Regions from separate parts of the Homo sapiens genome. Here region 2 is linked to region 1. Evidence: read pairs that join two places in POLR2A ChIA-PET (ENCODE). Cell type or tissue: OCI-LY7. All regions are shown on one strand. Each heading gives the region's core, and the rest is flanking DNA. Links, peaks and the distances in the headings are about the cores only.

What was found. Peaks named below come from ENCODE experiments on the same cell type or tissue, not always from the same donor. Only the 100,000 strongest peaks of a DNase experiment are listed, where the experiment ranks them.
Region 2: POLR2A ChIA-PET joins it to region 1 with 5 read pairs; 7 of 35 experiments call an interaction of 5 or more read pairs at or near these places.

The regions. Positions count from the first base shown.
Region 1 is chr19:50,208,283-50,212,671 of GRCh38, reverse strand. It overlaps MYH14 (myosin heavy chain 14), which reads right to left. Exons shown (of 43, transcript NM_001145809.2): 2 at 1,902-2,309. The coding sequence starts at 2,306. Among named protein-coding and RNA genes, the nearest start is that of MYH14, 6.9 kb to the right of the region's middle. In OCI-LY7, for the core only: no CTCF peak of the experiment used is centred there; no DNase peak of the experiment used is centred there.
Region 2 is chr19:50,264,589-50,268,977 of GRCh38, reverse strand. MYH14 (myosin heavy chain 14) reads right to left here. Exons shown (of 43, transcript NM_001145809.2): 23 at 1,970-2,101; 24 at 611-817. Among named protein-coding and RNA genes, the nearest start is that of KCNC3, 63 kb to the left of the region's middle. In OCI-LY7, for the core only: no CTCF peak of the experiment used is centred there; a DNase peak (open chromatin) is centred at 1,877.

The DNA of each region.
Region 1 (4,389 bases), core at 109-4,108:
ACAAAAATATTCTAATCTTCCGCTTTGTGAACCTCAGAGGGGTGGATGTTGGAGCAAAGCTGTGAGACCCCACCAGTCTAAGCTAGAGTTTGGAGCATGACTCTGGAACCAGCTGCCTGGGTTCAAATCCTGGCGTGATTCCTTCATGGCTGTGGGTCACTTAACATCCTGAACATCAGGTGATATCAGCAGTCCCTGGCCCAGAGGGAAGCTGATAACTCACACGCCACACTTAGAACAGTGCTTGGCACATCACGAGTGCTCGATTAAATATTTGCTAGCCTCCTCTTATTATTATTTTTCATTATGATTGTCCATATTCCTTGTCAATCTCTCTAATCCTGTTTGCTCTTTTGTTCAATGAAATTAATAACCCCTTGGCTGCCCATTAGAACCTCCTTGGAAGCTTATTAAAAATACCAATGTTCATGTCACAGCCCCAGAGAGCTCGACTGAAAGTTCTGGGGTGGGGCTCCGTCACTGGTATTTTCTAAGAATTCCCCAAATGATTCTACCATAGAGGTGGGGTTAAGAACCACTGCTCTACCCCATCCGTTTGCTGTAAAGAGTTTTAAAAATGCAACGAACCTCCAATGCTTAGCACAGACGTGGGAAGACTACCATAGTCAACCTAAGTATCATCAATCTCTTCTCAATGGGTTTTTGTATTGTTTCGTTTTGTTTGAGACAGGGTCTTGATTTGTTACCCAGGCTGGAGTACAGTAGCGCCATCACAGCTCACTGCAGCCTCCACCTTCAGGGCTCAGGTGATTCTCCCACCTCAGCCTCCCAAGTAACTGGGACTACAAGAGTGTGCCACCATGCCCAGCTAATTTATTGTATTTTTTTTTTTTTTGCAGGGATGGGGTTTTGCCATGCCCAGGATGGTCCCGAACTCCTGGGCTCAAGCAATCCACCCACCTCAGCCTCTCAAAGTACTGAGATTACAGGCATGAACCACCATTCCCAGCCCCATCTCAATCTTAAGAGGCACCACAGCAAAGTGAGAAGACAGACTACCTGGCTCTGTCAGGTCTAATTGTGTGACCTTGAACTCTCTGTGCCTCAGTTTTCTTACCTGTAAAATGAGGATCAGATGCTTTATAATTCTGAAAATGTACAGAGGCAATGTATTTTAGAAAGCTTGGAAGAATGGTTGGTAAATGTTTAATAAATGTTCATTTTTATTGTTATTAACTCTCTCTGGGCCTCATTTGCCTCTTAGGTAAAATGGTAATAATAATAGACTCTATCTTTCCTATGGTGAGATTGAATGAATTAATAGATAGGCATTTAGCACAGAGCCTAGCATAAGGTTTTTGCTTTTTGTCTTTTTTTGAGACAGGGTCTTGTGCTGTCACCCAGGCTGGAGTGCAGTGGTATCATCATAGCTCACTGCAGCCTTGACCTCCCGGGCTCAAGTGATCCTCCTGCCTCAGTCTTCCTAGAAGGTGAGACTAAAGGCACGGGCCACCACCACACCTGGCTAATTTATCTTTTTTTAAGAGATAGGGTCTCGTTTTGTTGCCCAGGCTGGTCTTGAACCTCAAGCAACACATTTCTATACTCAGTGATTCACATTAATGATTGTCACACATCTGTTTCCGTTCCTTAAAACTCGGGATGAGCTATATCTGAGAAATTGGAACGTTTTATACTTTAGGAAAATAATACAGTTTATCTACCATATGTATCATGCAATGTCCCCAGTAGGTTCCGAGGCTGTCCTAGTAATCCAACAATTCATAATTTGGCAACCATGTAAGTGTAGGAACAGTCACGGGACATGGGATACAGATGATAAACAGCCTCAAGTTAATGCAGGGGAGCCGGGTGGTGGACCTGGTTCCCCAACCGGCAGCAACTCCGCCGCACGCGCCCCCCAGCAGGAGCCCACTCACGTAGATGAGGCCGGAGTAGTACCGCTCCCGGAGGTTGTGCAGGACCGAGGCCTCGTTGAGGCAGGTCAGCTCGGCCATGTCCTCGGCCTTGCTGAACTTGGGCGGGTTCATGCGCTGGATCTGGTCCCGCGGCAGTCGCAGCCGCCTCCCGCTCTCCGCCAGCTCCACCTCCGCCTCCTCCTCGCCTTCGTCCCGCAGCGCCGCCGCCTCGAACCCGTGAAGCTCCGAAGGCACCCACACGAGACGCCGGGCCGTCCACTCCACCTGCGGGGAGGTGCCCGAGCCAGGCCCGCCACCCGCGCTGGGCCCGCGGGGCGTGAACAGGAACGGCTGGGCCGCCTCGGGCACTGGGCCCGGCCTGGGGGGCGCCTTCCGCCCGGGCACCGACATGGTCACGGCTGCCATGGTCTGCAGGGGCAAAGAAAGAGGGTGGGGGTCAGATGGGGCTCCGTCCCCCGGGCCTCCCTTCCCTACCCCAAATTCCCCAGGCAGCCACCTCTGCCTTCCTTTACCAGACCTCTTGCCATACTTCTGCAAAGTGGGTTAACAGACCCAGCTTACTCATTTCATTCATTCACCTCTCTAGGCACTCATTCATTCTTTAATAAGCTAGGCTGTGAACCAGGCTCAGAGGGTCAGTTCTTTTTTTTTTTTTTTTTTTTTTTTTTTTTTTTGAGACGGAGTCTCGCTTGTTGCCCAGGCTGGAGTGCAATGGCGTGATCTCAGCTCACTGCAACCTCGGCATCCAGGGTTCAAGTGATTCTCCTGCCTCAGCCTCCCAAGTAGCTGGGATTACAGGCGTCTGCCACCACGCCCAGCTAATTTTTGTATTTTTAGTAGAGACAGGGTTTCACCATGTTGGCCAGGCTGGTCTCGAACTCCTGACCTCAGGTGATCTGCCTGCCTCGGCCTCCCAAAGTGCTGGGATTATAGGCATGAGCTACCACACCCGGCCCCGGCTAATTATTTTCTTTTTTTTTTTTTTTTGAGATGGAGTCTCACTGTGTCGCCCAGGCTGGAGTGCAGTGGCACGATCTCGGCTCACTGCAAGCTCCGCCTCCTGGGTTCACGCCATTCTCCTGCCTCAGCCTCCTGAGTAGCTGGGACTACAGGCGCCTGCCACCATACCCGGCTATTGTTTTCTATTTTTAGTAGAGACAGCGTTTCACTGTGTTATCCAGGTTGGTCTCGATCCCCTGACCTGGTGATCTGCCCGCCTCGGCCTCCCAAAGTGCTGGGATTACAGGTGTGAGCCACCGCGCCTGGCCAATTATTTTCAATTTTTGTAGAAATTAGGGTCTCACTATGTTGTCCAGGCAGGTCTTGAACTCCTGACCTCAGGTGATCCACCCTCTTCAGCCTCCCAAAGTGCTGGGATTGCAGGCGTGAGCCACCACTCCTGGCCAGGCTCAGTTCTGGGCACTGACAATGGAGCAACAGACAAGCTGGAAGAAGACGCCTGCCTCCAAAAGTTTACTTTCTAGCCCCGGGCTGTCCACTGCAGAAGCCACCACCACCTGTGCACTACCGGGTACTTGCAATGTGGCATGTGTCACTGAGGAAACACATTTTCAATTTCATTCATTTAAATTCAATCTATTTTATTTTATTTTGAGATGAGGTTTCACTCCGTTGCTCAGGCTGGAGTGCAGTGGTACAACCACGGCTCACCACATCCTTGACTTCCCAGCCTCAGGTGATTCATGTCTGAAATTTATTAATTAAAAAATAAATGTATTAACAGGCATGCCACCATGCCTACTAATTTTTAAATTTGTTTTGTAGAGACAGGGTCTTCTATGTTGCCCAGACTGGTCTCAAACTCCTGGGCTCAAGCGATCCTCCTGCCTTGGCTCCCCAAAGTACTGGGATTACAGGTGTGAGCCACCGAGCCCCATCTTAAAATTTAAATATAAATATCCCCATCTGGAGTTCTAAGTGTAAGATACACACCAGATTTCCAAGACTTAGTACAACAAAAAGATAGTTTGCTGAGATTTTAAATATTTGATGACATGCTGAAATGATAATATTTTCAATCTACTGGGTTAAATAAAATATATCATTAAATTAATGTTACCCGTTCCTTTTTTACTTTTATCATTAAATGTGGCTACTAGAAAATGTTACATTACACATCTGGCCTGTATTATATTGCTATTTGACAGAGCTGCTGTAATCCCAGGAGACAGATAAAAAGATTAAAAATGTAAATTAGATAGTATGGTTTTTGTTTTTTAAAAATTCTCTCTCTCTTTTTTATTTTTTTACAGAAACCAAATATGGTATGTTTGGTGGGTTTGTTGGGTTTTTTTGTTTGTTTGTTTGTTTGTTTGTTTGTTTGTTTTTGTTTTTTGAGACAGAGTCTTGCTCTGTCACCCAGGCTGGAGTGCAGTGGCTTGATCTTGGCTCACTGCAACCTCTGCCTCCCGGTTTCAAGAGATTCTCCTGCCTCAGCCTCCCAAGTAGCTGGGATTACAGGCGCATG
Region 2 (4,389 bases), core at 218-4,217, 56 kb before region 1:
TATTTCCAATGAAAATTTAGCATCTGAATTGAGATGTGCTGTAGTGTAAAATACACACTAGATTTTGAAGGGGAACCATGAGGGCAGCCTGCCCGTGAATGCAGCCAGGAGACGGAGAGAGGGGGAGTACTGAGAACATTGCCTGAATGCCTGGATCCAGCCATGCCTGAAGCTAAGGACATCACTTGGGCACCTGGATCCAGCCATGCCTGAAGCTGAGGATATCACTTGGATGCCTGGATCCAGCCATGCCTGAAGCTGAGGACATCACTTAGGCGCCTGGATCCAGCCATGCCTGAAGCTGAGGATATCACTTGGATTCCTGCATCCAGCCATGCCTGAAGCTGAGGAAATCACTCAGACACCTGGATCCAGCCAGGCCTGAAGCTGAACATATCACTTGGATGCCTGGATCCATCCATAGGTGAAGCTCACACATTTTAAGGTCTCCCGCGATCTGAATCAAAAATGTATTCTTTTTGCAAATTCACTTAGAACTGAGTTTTCTACAAATTCATGGCCCAAAGACACACGGTTTGTAGAAGCAAAGGTGGATGGTGTAGACAGAGGGGTCTGGAGGGTGGCCTGGTGGGCATGCAAGGGGCCAGACCTGTATGTGCTGCTGCAGCCTCTTCTTCTCGGTTTGCATTTGACGGCTGCACTCCTCCTCCTCGCCCACGCGAGCCTCCAGCTCTGACACCACCAGCTCCAGCTCCTGCTTGCGGGCTGCCAGCCTCCCCCGCGTCTCCTCGGCCTCTGCACACAGTTCTGCCTCTGCTCGCAATTGCTCTGCCAGGCGGGCGCGCTCCTCTTCCAGCTGGGGAGTGTGTGGGAGGTTAGTGGTCAGCAGGCAGTGCTCCCAGGGCAACCTGCACTGGGTGCCTACTGCCTTGTAACTTGCTTTGGCCTTTAAGTTCTCCAGGGCAGGACTGAGGGGCAGGAGGACACGGTGTCCCCACCTCCTCCCCCTCAGGTCCCCATCTCAGGATGAGCCCACATCCCCCTAATCACTAAGTCAGAATCCTGGGGATGCCCTCCCTCACCTCTCACAGCCATCAGTCTGCACCCCTGCTCTCTCTGGCCCCTCCTCTCTGTCCCTACAGCCCCAACAGGCTCAGGTCTTTCCTTCTCTCACCTGTCTCTCTCCAGCCTCCTCCCCAGCCTCCCAGACTCTAGCCTTTCCCCTTCCAGTCCATCCTTCAAATAACCCCCGAGGGGTCTTTCTACTACCTCACATTTCATTTAATACATTTCATACCTAAAATGTAACCACAGGAAATAATGCAGAAAAGGCAAACAGAAAAATGCTCAAGAAGGGGTTTGTTCTAGCATTATTATTATTATTATTATTATTTTTGAGACAGAGTCTCACTCTGCCGACCAGGCTGGAGTGCGGTGGCGCCATCTCGGCTCACTGCAACCTCCACCTCCCAGAGTAGCTGGGATTACAGGCGTGCGCCATCACACCCGGCTAATTTTTGCATTTTTAGTAGAGACGGGGTTTCACCATGTTGGCCAGAGTGGTCTTGAACTCCTGACCTCAGGTGATCTGCCCGCGTCAGCCTCCCAAATGTTCTAGCATTATTTTAAGATAGCTGAAATACTGGAAACAGTTATAAGTTCGCCACCTGCATACCATAGCCCGGCCACAGCTGAGGCCCCTGCCCCCAGATCCTACAGCCCAGCTCCATTCTGGCTCTGCAGGACTCTCCCACCCCACCCCTACCCGGCCCATACCCTGGCTACACCCCCAGGGCCCTGCTCCCTGTACGTCACGACTCAACCAAACTAAACAGCCCCAATCCCCGCCCGGCCTCAGTACACCTTAGCTTTGCTCCCATCCTCCCGACAGCCCTGCCTGGGCACAGGCTGGCTCAGCCGGAAGCCCCGCCCCTCACACCTGGCTCCACCCATGCGACACAGCCCCACCCCGAAGACACGCCCCCACGCCCTGCCCCCGCCCCCTCACCTGTGCCACTCGGCCCTGGAGCTCCCCAACTTCGCGGGCGCTCTGCTGCTGTAGCTCCTGCACTTTCTGCAGCTCCTGGGCCCGTGCCTGCAGCACCTCATCCTGCCGCGTCACCTGCAGCAGTGGCTTCACCTAGGTGGAGGTGAAAGGGGTGGAATGGCTGACTTCAGGCGCCAAGACCTCACACTCTTAGTGGGGTTTGAGTTTCTGGGTTCAAATCCCTTCTCCTCCACCTATTAGCTGTGTGTCCCCGCCTTGGCAACAGTCCCTGGTCACAGGCCTAGAACACTGACAGGTACAGGCAAGCACCACTAAATACACTATTGATCTATCTAATCTCTCTGGCTAAAGGATCCTTCCACATCCAAGAGACACTGTGTACTGTGGCTGCTGCTATTCTGTGGAACAGTCCTTCCTTCCTTCCTTTTTTCCTCCCTTCCTTCCTTCCTTTCGACAGAGTCTTGCTCTCTCGCCCAGGCTGGAGTGCAGTGGTGGGATCTCGGCTCACTGCAACCTCTGCCTCCCAGGTTCAAGCGATTCTCCTGCCTCAGCCTCCCGAGTAGCTGGGATTACAGGCGTATGCCACCACGTCCGGCTAATTTTTGTGCTTTCAGTAGAGAGGGTTTCGCTATGTTGGCCAGGCTGGTCTCCAACTCCCGGCCTCAAGTAATCCACCCACCTCAGCCTCCCAAAGTGTTGGGATATAGGCATGAGCCACCATGCCTGGCCAAAGGCCAGTGTTTCTTAAGCCTGTTAGTCCAAGGTCCTTAGTGAGAGATGAGCTTTACATGGCATGATTCAGGCTGCAGTGACAGAGGTACACACAGAACTGAAACAAAAATTTCACAAAACCTCGTCGCCCTTGCTAAGTGAGATCTGCTCTGATAATTTCTGTTCAATCATATTCTACTCCGTTCTACACAAGTCTACTTGATTCTTTTCCTCTCCACCCAATTCTGTATCCCTTCTATTCTCTCCTTTTCTGCCCCGACTCCTTGCATCTTTCGCAGGTATCATTCACATTTCTCAAATGATGCCAATCAAATCCTACTTGACCCCAACCCCCAACACCTAAGGTAGGCAAACTTTTTCTTCAAGGGCCAGGCAGGAAATATTTGAGATTTTACAGGCCACCCTGGCTGTTTTTTATTTATTATTAATTTTTATTTTTATTTATTTATTTATTTTGAGACAGAGTCTCACTCTGTCACCCAGGCTGGAGTGCAGTGGTGCGATCTTGGCTCACTGCAACCTTCACCTTCCAAGTTCAAGCGATTCACCTGCCTCAGCCTCCTGAGTAGCTGGGATTACAGGTGCCTGACACCACATCCAGCTAATTTTTGTATTTTTAGTAGTGACAGGGTTCCATCATATTGGCCAGGCTGGGCTCAAACCCCTGACCTGAAGTGATCCACCTGCCTCAGCCTCCCAAACTGCTGGGATTACAGGCATACGCCTCCGTGCCTGGCCAGTTTTTAATTTTGATTTATTTTTTCAAGACAGGGTCTCACTCTTGTCACCCAAGCTGTAGTGCAGTGATGCGATCATGGCTTACTGTAGCCTCATACTCCTGGGCTTAAGCAATCCTTCGTCCCAAGTAGCTGGGACTACAGGTGTGCACCACTACACCCAGTTTTTGTTTTTGTTTTTTTTTTTTTTGTAGAGATGAGGGTCTCACTTTGTTGCCCAGGCTGGTCTTGAACTCTTGGGCTCAAGTGATGCTCCTGCCTTGGCCTCCCGAAGTGCTGGGATTACAGGTGTGAGCCCCTAACCTCAGCTTCTGGCTGTTTACCTACTCCACTCAGCTGCTGTAGCTCAGATGCAGCTGCAGACACCATGCTAACGAAAGGGCTTTTGCAAAAACAGCCATCTGGCCCACAGGCCGCAGTGCAGCAACTCTTGTCCCAGACTGTGAGCTCCATGGTGGCAGGACCTTGTCTCTTTTTAATCACCATTTACCCCAGCCTCTATAAAAGTTCTGGGCACATAGTAGGTGCTCAGTTAACACTGACCAAGGGAATGCAGGCTGATCTCTCAGACATCGTATTCAGAATTACATTACTGCCCCCAAAACCTCCATCCTTCTCATTCCTTTCCAATTTCCCCCTGGGGGAACACCTAGTCCCTGAGCTCCATGGTGCATGGCGACCTGGCTTGGCACCCTCTGCTTTGGGTAGGCATGTGATGCCAGCCTGGCTCATCTGATCCCTACTAACTGGCTCTGGGATGGTCACATGACTCCAGCTGGGCCAATGAGCATGAAACCTGGGAATCTGGCTGGAGCTCTATGATAAGAGAGACCAGGCTGGCCAAGGTTGTTAGGGGCAAGACTCCATCTGCTGGTGGCCCCTGTGTGGAAAGCCTCTGTTGGTGATCATCACGGAGGAAAGCCAAGCGGGAGACGCAGAACACTGCATACT